2 separate regions of the Homo sapiens genome follow, and region 2 is linked to region 1. A link is a contact called in ENCODE Hi-C or POLR2A ChIA-PET data. All regions are on one chromosome and are shown on one strand. Each heading gives the region's core, a stretch centred on a gene start or an enhancer-like site at or near the end of the contact. The rest is flanking DNA. Distances are from core to core; before and after follow the strand shown.

Region 1 (7,409 bases), core at 2,182-4,681:
TCCCAGCTACTCAGGAATCTAAGGCAGGAGGATCAACTGAGCCCAGGAGTTCAAGGCTGCAGAGCTATGATCATGCTGCTGCACTCCAGCCTGGGCGAGAGAGTGAGACCCTGTCCCTATTAAAAAAAAAAAAAAAAATTCTCCCTTACAAACAAAATGCTCATTGACTGTAATTAGAAGTGCCCACGCTGGGGACTGGTATGGCACAGAGCTCTACTTTGAACTGATTTTCAGCTGGAGTGGTGAGCTAATGATATCTCGCTCCATTCTTTTTCTGCCCTCTTTCTTCTTTTTTTTTCTTTTATTTTTTTTTTGAGATGGCGTCTCGCTCTGTCACCCAGGCTGGAGTGCGGTGGTCCCATCTCAGCTCACTGCAACCTCTGCCTCCCAGGTTCAAGCGATTCTCCTGCCTCAGTCTCCCGCGTATCTGGGATTACAGGCACTTGCCATCATGCCCAGCTAAATTTTTTTTTTTCCTGTAGAGACAGGGTTTCACCATTTTGGCCAGGCTGGCCTCGAAACTCCTGACCTCAAGTGATCTGCCTGCCTCAGCCTCCCAAAGTGCTGGGATTATAGGCGTGAGCCACTGCGCCTGGCCTCTCCCCTCTTTCTTCCTCTGCCTCTACCCCATGATGCACCAACCAGTATTCAGGACCCAATTTTATTTTGTGTCTGCTCTAAAAGCTAACTTTACCAGGGGTTTAGGCCATTAAAACACATTATTTGAAGTTTGCAGAATGCATTTACATTTTATGATCATTACAGCTTCAAAAAAAAAAGATGGTAATGTTGGTTTCCTTTCACATTGACCAACTTCTCTTCACATAAATACAAGCCAGTTGAATGGCATTCCAATATTACATAATTATTTGCACTCTAACTGAAATTACGGAATACTGAAAAAGTAGATTGGGATTATTTTAAATTGAAACTGTGCCCAAAGTTTTATTACTTATCAACTTTCTCTGAATGCTATATCATGACAATTATATTTTATTGTCATGAATTATGTTAACTTCATATTTCACAAAGCACACACTACATGTGCAAGGCCTTTGCTGAACCCAGGGAAAGGAAGAATGATAAACAGAAGCTGATCTTTGCCTTTGAGTTTACTTAACATATAAATAGCAGGTATCTTCCAGATGCGAGTAACTGTACTAAATACTTTAGATTAGGGGTCAGTAAACATTCTGCAAAGCATCAGCTAATACCTGTTTTAGGCTTTGAGCGCTAGAGGCTTTGTCTTAACCGGAAGTAGAACAGAGGCCATTGCCAATATGTAAATGAGTAGGCTCAACTGTGTTCCAATAAAACTTTATTTACAGAAATAAGCAGCTGCCCAGATTGACCTAGATGGCTGAGACCTGCTTTCAATGGATTGTCATCCATCTGTCACAGCCCACTCTTTTTTTTTTTGAGACAGAGTCTTGCTCTGTCGCCCAGGCTGAAGTGCAGTGGCATGATCTTTGGCTCACAGCAACCTTTGCCTCCTGGGTTCAAGTGATTCTCCTGCCTCAGTCTCTAAGTAGCTGGGATTACAGGTGCGCGCCACCATGCCTGGATAATTTTTGTATTTTTAGTAGAGACGGGTTTCATCATGTTGGCCAGGCTGGTCTTGAATTCTTGGCCTCAGGTGATCTACCCATCTCAGCCTCCCAAAATGCTGGGGTTACACTGCGCCCAGCCGCACAGCCCACTCTTAAGACTAGCACTATTATTATTATTATTATCATCATTTCATTTCATTTTATTTATTCTTTTGAGACATAGTCTCATTCTGTTGCCCAGGCTGGAGTGCTGTGGCCTGATGTCGGCTCACTGCAACCTCTGCCTCCCAGGCTCAAGTGATTCTCATGCCTCAGCCTCCCCAGCAGCTGGGATTACAGGCACCCGCCACCACACCCAGCCTGGGCGACAGAGAGAGATCCTGTCGAAAGAAAGAAGAAAGAAAGAAAGGGAGAAAGAAAGAGAAAGAGGGAGGGACAGAGGGAGGGAGGGAAACCACCTGAATATTTGTGTTAGCTTAAACTCAATTTCAGCTGTAATCATGGAAATCAAATTTATATAAGAAAATATCAGATTAATTCAGTTTTCATACACACATTCACTCGAATTTTTAAATTTCATCAATTGATTTTAGAAAAGAGCAGCATAGTGAAAAAAAGTGAAGAACTATATTCTTGCCAAATTTATACCTAAATTTTACTGAAATATTAATTAGTTTTTTTTGTTGTTGTTTTTGTTTTTCTGGAGACAAGGTCTTGCTTTGTTGCCCAGGCTGGAGTTCGGTGACAATCTTGGCTCACTGCAGCGTCAACCTCCCAGGCTCAAGAGATTCTTCCACCACAGCCTCCAGACTAGTTGGGACTACAGGTGCACACCACCACAACCAGCGATCTCGGCTCACTGCAACCTCTGCCTCCTGGGTTCAAGCAATTCTCCTGCCTCGGCCTCCCTAGTAGCTGGGATTACGGGCATGCACCACCATGCCCAGCTAATTTTGTATTTTTAGTAGAGACGGGGTTTCTCCATGTTGGTCAGGCTGGTCTCCAACTCCCTACCTCAGGTGATCCACCCACTTAGGCCTCTCAAAGGTGCTGGGATTACAGGTATGAGCCATTGCGCCTGGCCCATTTTTCATAAGAATTATAAAATTGCATTGTTTCTGACATGGGCGTAATCTATGATCTGCCTTCACCAAAAACATGCAGAGGAAAATAAAATACATATTTTTTATTTTTAGTTTCTCTGCTCTTTTGGCTTTATTGTTTGAAATCTTTTTATTAGTAATAGGTATGTTTGGTGTTCACTTTTTCCATACAGTGCATTAATGTGTGGTTTAAATACAAATTTAAGTGCAAAATTATAAGACAGTAGCCTGGAAAGGCCCATTTGGGCAGATGTGGCTTATTAAAAATCCCAGCTGGGTGCAGTGGCTCACCCCTGTAATCCCAACATTTTGGGAGGCTGAGATGGGCAGATCACCTGAGGTCAGGAGTTCAAGACCAGCCTGACCAAGATGGTGAAACACTGAGTCTACTAAAAATACAAAAATTAGCTGGGCATATGCTGGGCACCTGGAATCCCAGCTACTCAGGAGGCTAAGGCAGGAGAATCCCTTGAACCTGGGAGGCAGAAGTTGCAGTGAGCCAAGATCGTGCCATTGCACTTCAGCCTGGGTGACAAGAGCAAAACTCGGTGTCAAAAAAAAAAAAAAAATCACAATTTTTGGGTTTCTTTTAAAACTTAAAAATGGAGGATGAATTTCCAGCATCCTGCTACTCGGACGGAGGAAACAGAACAGGAACAAAGCTGAAGTGAGCTAGGCAGGCCGAGGGAACCTCTGGCTGCCTCCCATTGCTGCTGCACGCAGGTAATGCAGCGGTTCATAGCCTGCCTTCCAGCCCTGGTGTTAGACGACTTTCAGTTACAGTATTGTGGTGAATCATTTCCTTCCAAGGCTCAGGGTGATCTATCACACGGGCGTGTTGTCTAGATTTTAACAACAATATGAGCAGAAAAGTTCCTCATTCCAGAAATGCAAAACAAATTACATAAGAAGTGTATTCTTTAAAGGAAAAAGCAAAGTCTACATAAAGGCATAATGAATAGGAAGAACAATTATGCGTGGGAAAACAAAGCTCTTTAAAAAAATCATCAAAGAAATGAGGTTTTTCTTCCCTTGTCTAATTTATAACAGTGACGTTCCTTTTGAAGACAGGAGCAGGGGCATAGGAGCTGGAGTATCGGCCTTAGCTGTGCCTTTTGTAATGTCACTAGGGACAGGGAGGGGGAGGAGTTGTGACGGTGTTGGAAACACTGGCCCTGGTGTATTATTGCTTGCACTACAGGAGTTTTTGGTTGCCAAATCAATACCTTGGTTGTCCTTGAAAAACCCTGCAGGTCTGTTTTTAATAGCTTGCTACACCGGTGAAATTACCCTGATTACTTAGCAAAGCCTCACCTTTGATCCACTGATCTAGTTAGAGACCTGTGTGAGAGAGAGAGAGCCTGTGGCCCCAGAGATATTAACAAATTAGAAGAAGAAGGAAGGGAAAACTGCAACTTACAGAAATACAGGAAGTCTGAGGTTTGTCAGTTGTTGAAACATTTGATATTGTCTTTTAAGAGTCTCCGTGGTCTGAGAGCTTTCTTTGGGATAACAAAATACTAACATTAAAGAGCAACGTTCGGGCACAGTGACTCACGCCTATAATCCCAGCACTTTGGGAGGCCAAGGTGGGTGGTTCACGAGGTCAGGAGTTCGAGACCAGCCTGACCAACATGGTGAAATCCTGTCTCTACTAAAAGTACAAAAATTAACCGGGCATGGTGTCATGTGCTTGTAATCCCAGTAGGAGAATCGCTTGAACCCGGGAGGCGGAGGTTGTAGTGAGTCGAGATCGCGCCACTATGCTCCAGCCTAGGCGACAGAGCAAGACTCTGTCTCAAACAAACAAACAAAAAAAGAGCAACAACAATAACACCACAGCAAAGCCACCTGCTATTCAAAATCAAGAACAGTGGATCAATCCAAATTAAAGAATGGTGGCTGGTATTGTTTTCCACCTCACTCTCCCAAGAGATACATATGCCCAAAAACATTTCCATTTCCTGTTCATGCAACAGTGAAGTGAAGGGTCATTTTCCTTCCAATTTTTGTACTCATTAGACAGAGTGCCTTTTAAGCATTTATTTATTTTTAAATTAACAGACTTTATTTATTTATTTATTTTTGAGAGGGCGTTTTGCTTTTGTCACCCAGGCTGGAGTGCAATGGCATGATCTCGGCTCACTGCAACCTCTGCCTCCTGGGTTCAAGCAATTATCATACCTCAGCCTCCTGAGTAGCTGGGACTACAGACGTGTGCCACTAGGCCTAGCTAATTTTTTTGTATTTTTAGTAGAGACGGGGTTTCACCATTTTGGCCAGTCTGGTCTCGAACTCCTGACCTCAGGTAATCTGCCCGCCTCAGCCTCCCAAAGTGCTAGGATTACAGGCATGAGCCACCACGCCCGACCCAGACTTTATTTTTTTAGAGGAGTTTTAGTTTACAGAAAATTGACCAGACGGTGTGACAAGTTCTCATATGCCCTCTTCTCCAACTCCCTCCTTCCATCTGTACAATTCCCCCTATTAGTAACATCCTGCATTGATGTGGTCCATTTGATACACTTGATGAACGAATAGTAATACATTATTACTAATTAACGTTTATAGTTTACATTACAGTTCACTCTTTGTGTTGTACAGGACTATGAGTTTTGACAAATGCATAGTGACATGTATCTACCATTACAGTATCATACAGAATAGTTTCACTGCCCTAAAATACCCTCCTTTTATATTTCAACAAGCTGCCCTTCCAAGTTCTGTCCTTTCAACATAACTGCTCTTTTTTTTTTTTGAGACAGAGTCTTGCTCTGTCGCCCAGGCTGGAGTGCAGTGGCTCGATCTCGGCTCGCTGCAACCTCCGCCTCCTGGGGTCAAGCGATTCTCCTGCCTGTCTCCCGAGTAACTGGGATTACAGGCACACACTACCACACCTGGCTAATTTTTAAATATTTTTAGTAGAGACAGGGTTTCACCATATTGGTCAGGCTGGTCTTAAGCTCCTGACCTTGTGATCCACCTTCTTCGGCCTCCCAAAGTGCTGGGATTACAGGCGTGAACCAATGCACCCAGCCCATAACTGCTCATTTTTTCTCGTTTTTCCTTCTCCAAGGTGCTTTTATTTTAGGAATAGATGAAAGTTGATTCTCTTTGTTGGCAGAGACCTACAGAAAGTCATTTTGTGGCCAAGCATAGTGGCTCACGCCTGTAATCCCAGCACTCTGGGAGACCGAGGCGGGTGGATCATCTGAGGCCAGGAGGTCGATACCAGCCTGGTCAACATAGGGAAACCCCATCTCTACTAAAAATACAAAAATTATCAGGTTGTGGTGGTGCACGCCTATAGTCCCAGCTACTCAGGAGGCTGAGGCGGGAGAATCCCTTTAACCAAGGAGGCGGAGGTTGCAGTGAGCCAAGATTGGACTCACTGCACTTTAGCCTGGGCAACAGAGCAAGACTCTGTCTCAAAAAAATAAAGAAGGCCGGGCGCGGTGGCTCACGCCTGTAATCCCAGCACTTTGGGAGGCCAAGGCGGGCAGATCAGGAGGTCAGGAGATCGAGACCATCCTGGCTAACACGGTGAAACACTGTCTCTACTAAAAATACAAAAAATTAGCCGGGCGTGGTGGAGGGTGCCTGTAATCCCAGCTACTCAGGAGACTGAGGCAGGAGAATCGCTTGAACCCAGGAGGCAGAGGTTGCAATGAGCTGAGATCATGCCATTGCACTCCAGCCTGGGCGACAGAGTGAGACTTTGTTTGGCTGCAACTTGGATATCCCTGTAAAGTCTTCCATCCTGGTGTTCGTATCTTCACCCATGCAGAATCAGACCAAAACTTGCCTTGCCAAACACCCAAGAGAAGCCCCTTCACCTGCAAAGATAGGGCAGACAAGGAACTGGAAAGGGACTGTCTAACCATTGCCTGTTCCTCCCGTCTCATCTCACTTTATTTTATAGTTGTCTATCCTGATCGTCATATAAAACTGCCCAAACTCAGGAATGTTTTATCTTGCCCTCCTTGTCTGGAAGGTGCACTCTCTGGTTCCCAAGTCCCCTCTGTTACTGCCTGCATGTCTAGTGTTGAAGCCTGTGACTGAGCCCAAAGCCTTCTCCTAAACTGAGTGTTTATGGGGTACATTGCTAGGCTTTTGGGTAGAAAATGCAGAATGTAAATAGCAGAAAATTATTGTACCTCCCTTATTTACTCATTAAATTTAACACATATTTGAGTTTCTATGATGTCAGGCTTTGCTCAACGGTAAGACAATTTCCGTGCCCTAGTGGAAGCTTACAGTTTCACCAAAGAAGACAAACACTAAACATACAAATTTATAGGTAGAAAGAAAATAAAACAGGGTCATGGACACAAGATGAATGGGGAGCTGTTTGGTTAAAGGAGTTGGGGAAGGTCCCTGCAGTGCTCATATTTGGACCAAGCTATGAATAAAGTTAACCAGCAAGCCATGCAAAAGTCTATGAGTATTCCAGGCAGAGGAGACTGCAGACAAAGACCCCAGGGCTGAATGAGCTGGCTCGGCCAGAAGAAAGGAAAGGATAGTGCAATGATATTAATAGCTGATAGGCCAGGAGAAAATTGGTAAGACTAGTGCTCTGGAAACATTGACATGGTAAGAACTTTAGATTTTATTATGCAAAAAGATGAAAGCCCACTGGAGAGGTCATCTGTGGGATGGGGTAAGCAATAAGCATGGTATGAGTTACATTTTCTCTTTCCCATCTGCATCCCTTGTCTCAGTGATGTCGTCCAGTGCTATGGCCCTACGATGCTGA
Region 2 (7,409 bases), core at 2,057-4,556, 140 kb before region 1:
GGATGGGCTGAGTCATTGCAGACTCAGAAAGTGCCATGACAAGGCATCCACACTGCTTACAGAGATTGCACTTCTGTGCAGTTGTTTCATCCACATATGAAATTATTGCTGCTAATTTGGGTTTCCAAGTCCTCATAGTTTTGTTTGTATTAATTTGTCAATTTGCTTTCATCTTAGGGTTCAGATTTATGAGATATATAAGAAGTATGTTTGTAAGGAGTTTAAACCTATTCTCTTACATTGATTTGCAGTTATGTTGTATAATTAAATATACACATTAACATTTTAGGTCTACACACTTTTTCATCTGTGAAATGGGTCTCACTATTCCTCATATTGCAGAGTCTATCTTTAACTACTACTCCCCCACTACTTCTTGTTAAGTGCATAAATTTCTCATGTTTCATAAAGAACTATTACTAGCAAAGAAATGCAAATAAAAGGCAATATGACTTTCTCTGTGATATCTACAAGCGTGTGTGTGTGTGTGTGTGTGTGTGTGTGTGTGTGTGAATATGCATATGTGTGTGTATTTTTTTGTCTGTTTTTGAGATGGAGTCTCGCTCTGTCGCCCAGGCTGAAGTGCAGTGGTGTGATCTTGGCTCACTGCAACCTCTGCCCCCCGGGTTCAACCGATTCTCCTGCCTCAGCCTCCCAAGTAGCTGAGACTACAGGCATGTGCCACCACACCCGGCTAATTTTTGTATTTTTAGTAGAGACAGGGTTTTGCAGTGTTGACCAGGCTGGTCTCGAACTCCCGACCTCAGGTAATCCGCCCACCTCAGCCTCCCAAAGTGCTGGGATTGCAGGCGTGAGCCACCATGCCTGGCCATGTTTTTTTGTTTTTAATTAGTTAGAAGCCCTTTGTTTTTTGGAGGAAAAAAGTATATCCATCCATCCAATGCAGGTAAAATGTAAATCAGTACAACCTTTGGGGGGGTGCATTTGACAGCATGCATCATGAGCCTTAAAAATATATCACTTTTTGATGACATCGGCACTCTTCAAAATACATAGGATTACTTTTACTCCAGTATTTCACTGCTAGGAATTTATCTTGTGTAAATAACATGAAAAAGAAAGAAAGAGAGAGGGTGGGAGAAGGAGAGAGGGAGAGAGGAAAAAAATACAACCAGAATGTCTGGCAATGGGAGACTGTTTAAATGTTCCCTGGTAGAATATGAAATAGCTCTTTCATTTATTCATTCATTCATTCATTCATTTTGCGACAGGGTCTCATTATGTCACCCATGCTGGAGTGCAGTGGCACGATCATAGCTTACTACAGCCTCAAACTCTTGGGCTCAAGCAACCCTCCTGCCTCAGCCTCCCAAGTAGTTGGGACAACAGGCACACGCCACTACCCCTGGCTAAATATTTTTATTTTTTTAGAGGTGGGGGTCTCACTATGTTGTCCAGGCTGGTCTCTAACTCCTTGGCTCAAAGAAACCTCCCACTTCATCCTCCCAAGTAGCTGGGACTACAGGTACATGCCACCATGTCTGGTTAATTTTTTTAATTTTTATATAGCCCTTTTAAATGGTACTTAGTAAAGAATGTTTAACATCATGATGGAAAAGTAGTCCCAAATATAAAGAAAAAACATAGGATATTAAACATGTTTCGTTTTTTCTAAAGCATATATGTTTTTAAATGCAGAGAATGAAGACTGAATGAATTCATAGCAAAATGTCAATACAGATTATTGCTGAGTGGTAAGATAGCACTGATTTTATAGTCTTCATTTTGTTTTTAATGATTGTGTTTAATTGTCCTACTGTGGATGAATATTAATTTTGGAAGTCAGTAGTGTAAATAAACCCCAGTGTAAAACAAACTTGGGTTAAGTTTTCAGCTGCATTAATCTTTCCAGTGATCTTAAAAGAAGTTATTTAATGTTTGTAAATCTCAATTTCCTCATCAGTAAAATGGGCATAACATTCATGTCTATTTTTAAAACCTGTGAGTCATAAATGAGATAAATGACATAGTAAGGGATTTAGCATTGGGACTGGCAAACAGTATGAGTTCAATAAAAGTTATCTGTAATGGTCGGGCACAGTGGCTCACACCTATAATCCCAGCACTTTGGGAGGCCAAGGCTGGCGGATCACCAGAGGTCAGGAGTTCGAGACCAGTCTGATCAACATGAAGAAACCCCGCCTCTACTAAAAATACAAAATTAACCGGGTGTGGTGGCACATGCCTGTAATCCCAGCTACTCGAGAGGCTGAGGCAGGAGAATCACTTGAACCCGGGAGGCGGAGGTTGTGGTGAGCTGAGATCATGCCATTGCACTCCTGCCTGGGCAACAAGAGCGAAACTCCACCTCAAAAAAAAAAATTATCTGTAATGAGAAAATAATGATAAAAATGTTTTCTTTGTGTTAGCCATATATTTAAATAAACATTTCTACGGTTTCTAAGTGTGCTAATCAAACATTCAGCTTCCACTAGGAAATTCTGCTAGCGGGAAAAAAAAAAGAGAGAGAGAGAGAAGGAGAGAAATACATGACCCAGTGTATCTTTATTAGCCTTGTAATCTATGGATATTTCTTTGGAGCTGTGAAAGGCATTGTTAAGCCTTTATTAATCATAGGCCATTGAGTGTTTACCAGGGGCGATTCTTCCTCCCAGAGGACGTTTGGCAATGTCTGGAAACATTTTCCATTGTCACAGCAGGGGTGGAGGTGCTACTGGCATCTAGTGGGTAGAGGCCAGGGATACTGCTAAATATCCAAGGCACACGACAGCAACACAAAACAAAGAATTATCCACCCAAAATGTCAACAGTGCTGAGGTTGAGAAGCTGCTCGTAGCGGCATTATGTACAACCTGACTGCGGAGGAGTGTGTAACAAAGTGAGCTTATTGCCTTCCTGCTTTTTCATCCATTGTATGTTTGTGTATGAAACTGAAGTGGAAACATTTTGGAAACACCTCCTCAGCCCACCCCACATAGAATATTCTTTCTCTTTCTCAACCCAATAGATCTCAGGTCCTATTGTGCACCAAATCTCTTTATCAGGGTTAAAAGACGAAGAAACACACAAGCAACTCATTGAAAGCCAGGGTAAGTTAGAGGTAGTAGGGTGAAGGTTAAGAGCTTGACTTTTGGAGTCTGACCAATGTAAGTTCAAAAGTCACTTTCCTCACCTGCTACCCATGTGATTCTGGGTAGAATTTTTTTTTTTTTACTTCTCCACAAGTTAGTTTCCTTAAATAAAAAACGGAACTAACCACACCTAGGATCACAAGGTTATGAGAATTAGATGTGAAAAGATAACGTAAAGCCTTTAACCCAGAGGCAGATTATGGGAGGAATTCAACAAACTGAAATAAAAGTAGGAGAAGGAAAAGAGAAAAGAAGGACTCTTAACAGTTCCTTTACTACAGAGCTGGGTTTGGTAAGCACTTCAGAATGCCTATTAAAGCCTAATGCGTTTGACCTGAAAGCCAGCAGCAACTCAACTTAACAGACAATGTACTTGATCAAACAAATCACAAGGAAGATGACAAATACAAGTTGCTGGACAAACCTGTTTTCTAAAAGAACAGATGCTGAAGCAATGATCCTAGGTGCCAAGAAAGGAATTCACAGGACCATGCTTTGCCAACAAATAAGTTATCGGATCAGAAGTAATTGTCACTGGTTCATCGGTGTCAAAAGTCAACTCCAAATTGCAAAGCTGGAAAACATCTTTGCAACATGTATGACAGACGCCTAATAGCCTATATAAAGAGAACTTACAGATGGAAAATCCTCAAAATAAAGGCAATACCCGTAAAAAGAAATATAAAAGGCTGATCAATAGATGCCATGATGTTCAGCTTATTGGCGAAGCTGCCCCATTTCACAGCTTCGGGGGGGGTGTCTATTTGGAAACAGACACTCCAAATAGAGAACTGTGAAACTGGCAGCCTGCCTGACCATATTCAGTGCCCCTGCTTAGTAAACAACAACAATAAGTAAAACAATGAGAATATTGTAATACAGTTGTCCCTCCATATCCCTGGGGGATTGGTTCCAGGACCTCCCACGGATACCAAAATCCACAGATGCTCAAGTTCCTGACAGAAAAAGGTGTATTTGGCAGGCCAAGGTAGGCGGATCACTTCAGCTCAGGAGTTCCAGCATAGTCTAGACAACATGGCGAAACCTCATCTCTACAAAAAGTACAAATATTAGCTCAGCATGATGGCGTCCCCCTGTAGTCCCTGCTACTTGGGAGGCTGAGGTGGGAAGATGGCTTAAGCCCAGTAGGTGGAGATTGCAGTGAGTCAAGATCTTGCCACTGCACTCCAGCCTGGGCAACAGAAACACACCCTGTCTCAAAAAACAAAAGAAAAAGGTATATTTGCATACAGCTTATGTACATCCTCCTGTACACATTAAGTTACCTGTAGATTACTTATAACACCTAAGCCTATATAAATAGTTGTTGTACAGTATTATTCAGGAAACGACAAGAAAGAAAGTCAGTACATGTTCACTGCAGATGCATTTTTTTTTTTTTTAAACAGAGTTTCACGCTTGTTGCCCAGGCTGGAATGCAATAGCGCAATCTCTGCTCAACACAACCTTCGCCTCCCGGGTTCAAGTGATTCTCCTGCCTCAGCCTCCTGAGTAGCTGGGATTACAGGCATGTGCCACCAAGCCCGGCTAATTTTTTTGTATTTTTAGTAGAGGCGGGGTTTCTCCATGTTGGTCAGGCTGGTCTCGAACTCCTGACCTCAGGTGATCCGCCCACCTCAGCCTCCCAAAGTGCTGGGATTAAAGGCGTGAGCCACTGCGCCCGGCAATCATCTTTTTTTTTTTTTTTTCAAATATTTTCAGTTGAGTTGAGTTAATCCATGGATACAGAATCCGCACGTACGTAGGGCCAACCGTCCTGAGAGGAATTTTTTTTTTTTTTTTTTTTTTGAGACAGGGTCTCATTCTCTCACCCAAGCTACAGTGCAGTAGCATCATCATGGCGCACTGCAGCCTCAACTTCCCAGTCTCCCGCAATCCTCCCATCTCAGTCTCCCAAGTAGCTGGGACCACAGGCATGCACCACCATGCCAAGCTAATTTTTGTATTTTGGGTAGAGACAGAGTTTTGCCATGTTGCCCAAGCTGGTCTCAAACTCCTGAGCTCAAGCAATCCTCCCACCTTGTCCTCCCAAAGTGCTGGACTTATAGGCATGAGCCACTGCACCTGGCCTACCTGGGGGGATTTTTAAAAGCATCTTTATTGACATGTAATTAACATACAATAACTACACATATTGAAAAGGTACAATTTGTTTTGTTCTGTTCTATGTATATGACCATGAAATCATCACCACAAATCAATATAGTAACCATATCCATTAGTCCAAAAGATTTCTTTGTAATTACTTTATTTTGTTCCTCCCGCCGATTACCAGGCAACCACTGGTCTGCTTTACTATAGATTAGTGTCATTATAGGTTAGTGTCACTAAATGGAGATTAGTGTATACTTCTTAGTGTTTATACAAATGGAATCAAATGGCATGTACTCTTTGTTGTCTGGCATCTTTCACTCAGCATAATAATTTTGAGAATCACTAATGTCATTGCATGTATCAATAGTTCATTTACTTTTATTGCTGAGTGCTATTCCATTGTATGGATGTACCACAATTTGTTTATCTATTAAGTTGTTGACGGACATATGGTTTATTTTCAGTTTGAAGTTATTACAATTAAAACCACTATAAACATTTGTGTACAACTCTTTGTATGGACATCTATTTCCTTTTCTCTTGGATAAATACCAAGGCATGAAATGGCTAGATCATAGGGTAGATGGACATTGAACTTTTAAAGAAACTGTCAAACTATTTTCCAGAATGGTTGCAACATCTTTCTTTCCTACCAGTGGTATATGAGAGTTCCAGTCCCTCCACATTCTTTTTCTTTCTTTCTTTTCTTTTCTGAGATGAAGTTTCATTCTTGTTGCCCAGGCTGGAGTGCAACGGCACCATCTCAGCTCACCACAACCTACGCCTCCCAGGTTCAAGTGATTCTCCTGCCTCAGCCTCCTGAGTAGCTGGGATTACAGGCATGCGCCACCATGCCCAGCTAATTTTGTATTTTTAGTAGAGACAGGGTTTCTCCATGTTGGTCAGGTTGGTCTCAAACTCCCGACCCCAGGTGATCCACCCACCTCGGCCTCCCAAAGTGCTGGGATTACAGGCATGAGCCCCCATGGCAGCTTTTTTTTTTGAGATAGAGTCTCAGTCTGTCACCCAGGCTAGAGTACAGTGGTGCAATCACGGCTCACTGCAACCTCCTCCACCTCCCAGTTTCAAGCGATTCTCCAGCCTCAGCCTCTCGAGTAGCTGGGATTACAGGAGCACACAACCATGCCAAGCTAATTTTTAAATTTTTAGTAGAGATGGGGTTTCACCATGTCAGCCAGGCTGGTCTTGAACTCCCAACAAATGATCCACCCACCTTGGCCTCCCAAAGTGCTAGTATTACAGGTGTGATCCATTGTGCCTGGCCAAGTCCCTCTACATTCTTGCCTACTCTTGGTATGGTTAGCATTTTAATTTTACCAGAAAATATCATGAATAATAAGGTAATATATAATATTTTGAACTATAAGATTTGCAAAAGAATTTCCATTGTTAATAACCAGTGTTGGTAACATATAGAAGAAAGCACTCTTATATACTGATGTTAGAAATGTAAATTAGCACAATTTTCTGAGAGCCAGCTTGGCAGTGTATATCAAATGGCTTGAAGTCTTTTTTGTTTTATTGGGCAATTCCACTTCTGGGAATTTATCCTAAAAAAAATAAGAATGCGTGCAAATATATATAGACAATGCTATTCACCTCATTGATGTAATAGTATAAACATGAAATCATGGAGACATAATCAATAGAGATGTATGGGATTGATACACCCATCCCTGGAATAGTGTGCAGTGGTTAAAAAATTATCTTGCAGAAAAGTATTTGTCGGAAATTTTTCATCACAACAAAAGTTGAGATAAATTTCGCAAACACTGTGTGTGATGTGACATCTGTGAGGCTGCTGTGCCTACAGGTAAACATGGGCACTGGGATGGCCTGGGTTCAAATCCCAGCTCTGACACATGATGTAGAAGCCCTACGACACAACCTTTCCCACTGTAAAGTGGTCATAATAGCATTCCTTTCTTTCAGAAGCCAAGATAAATGAGAAAAAGCACAGTGGGCTTGGCACAACCTCAGAGAGATCTTGGCTTTGTTTGTTTTTTTTGTTTTGTTTTGGGGTTTTTTTTCGGGGCGGGGGTTGTTTGTTTTTTGTTTTGAGACAGGGTCTCACTCTGTCTCCCACACTAGAGTGCAATGGCATGATCTCAGCTTGCTACAACCTCTGCCTCCCAGCCTCAAGCAATTCTTCTGCCTCAG

What was found. A loop is a pair of places that touch in the nucleus more often than their neighbours do. ChIA-PET counts read pairs that join two places held with the same protein, here RNA polymerase II (POLR2A). Pooled maps may share reads with other maps.
Region 2: a loop to region 1 is called in a map of Calu3, with 5 times the contacts of the local background. The contact joins two enhancer-like sites. A Hi-C loop is called at or near these places in 1 of 168 maps with a recorded cell type or tissue (Calu3) and 2 of 50 pooled maps. POLR2A ChIA-PET finds 5 or more read pairs at or near these places in 4 of 52 experiments (AG04449, B cell, CD4-positive, alpha-beta T cell and 1 more).

Annotation. Positions count from the first base shown.
Region 1 is chr20:53,639,338-53,646,746 of GRCh38, reverse strand. No RefSeq gene overlaps it. Among named protein-coding and RNA genes, the nearest start is that of ZNF217, 49 kb to the right of the region's middle. RefSeq lists enhancers at 3,329-3,378, 3,419-3,468. Within about 2 kb of position 3,431, at least 29 of the 41 ENCODE cell types and tissues checked have a DNase peak (open chromatin) inside an H3K27ac peak, as active enhancers do; they include B cell and Panc1, where a contact is called at or near this core.
Region 2 is chr20:53,782,373-53,789,781 of GRCh38, reverse strand. No RefSeq gene overlaps it. Among named protein-coding and RNA genes, the nearest start is that of BCAS1-AS1, 130 kb to the left of the region's middle. Within about 2 kb of position 3,306, at least 12 of the 41 ENCODE cell types and tissues checked have a DNase peak (open chromatin) inside an H3K27ac peak, as active enhancers do; they include B cell and Panc1, where a contact is called at or near this core.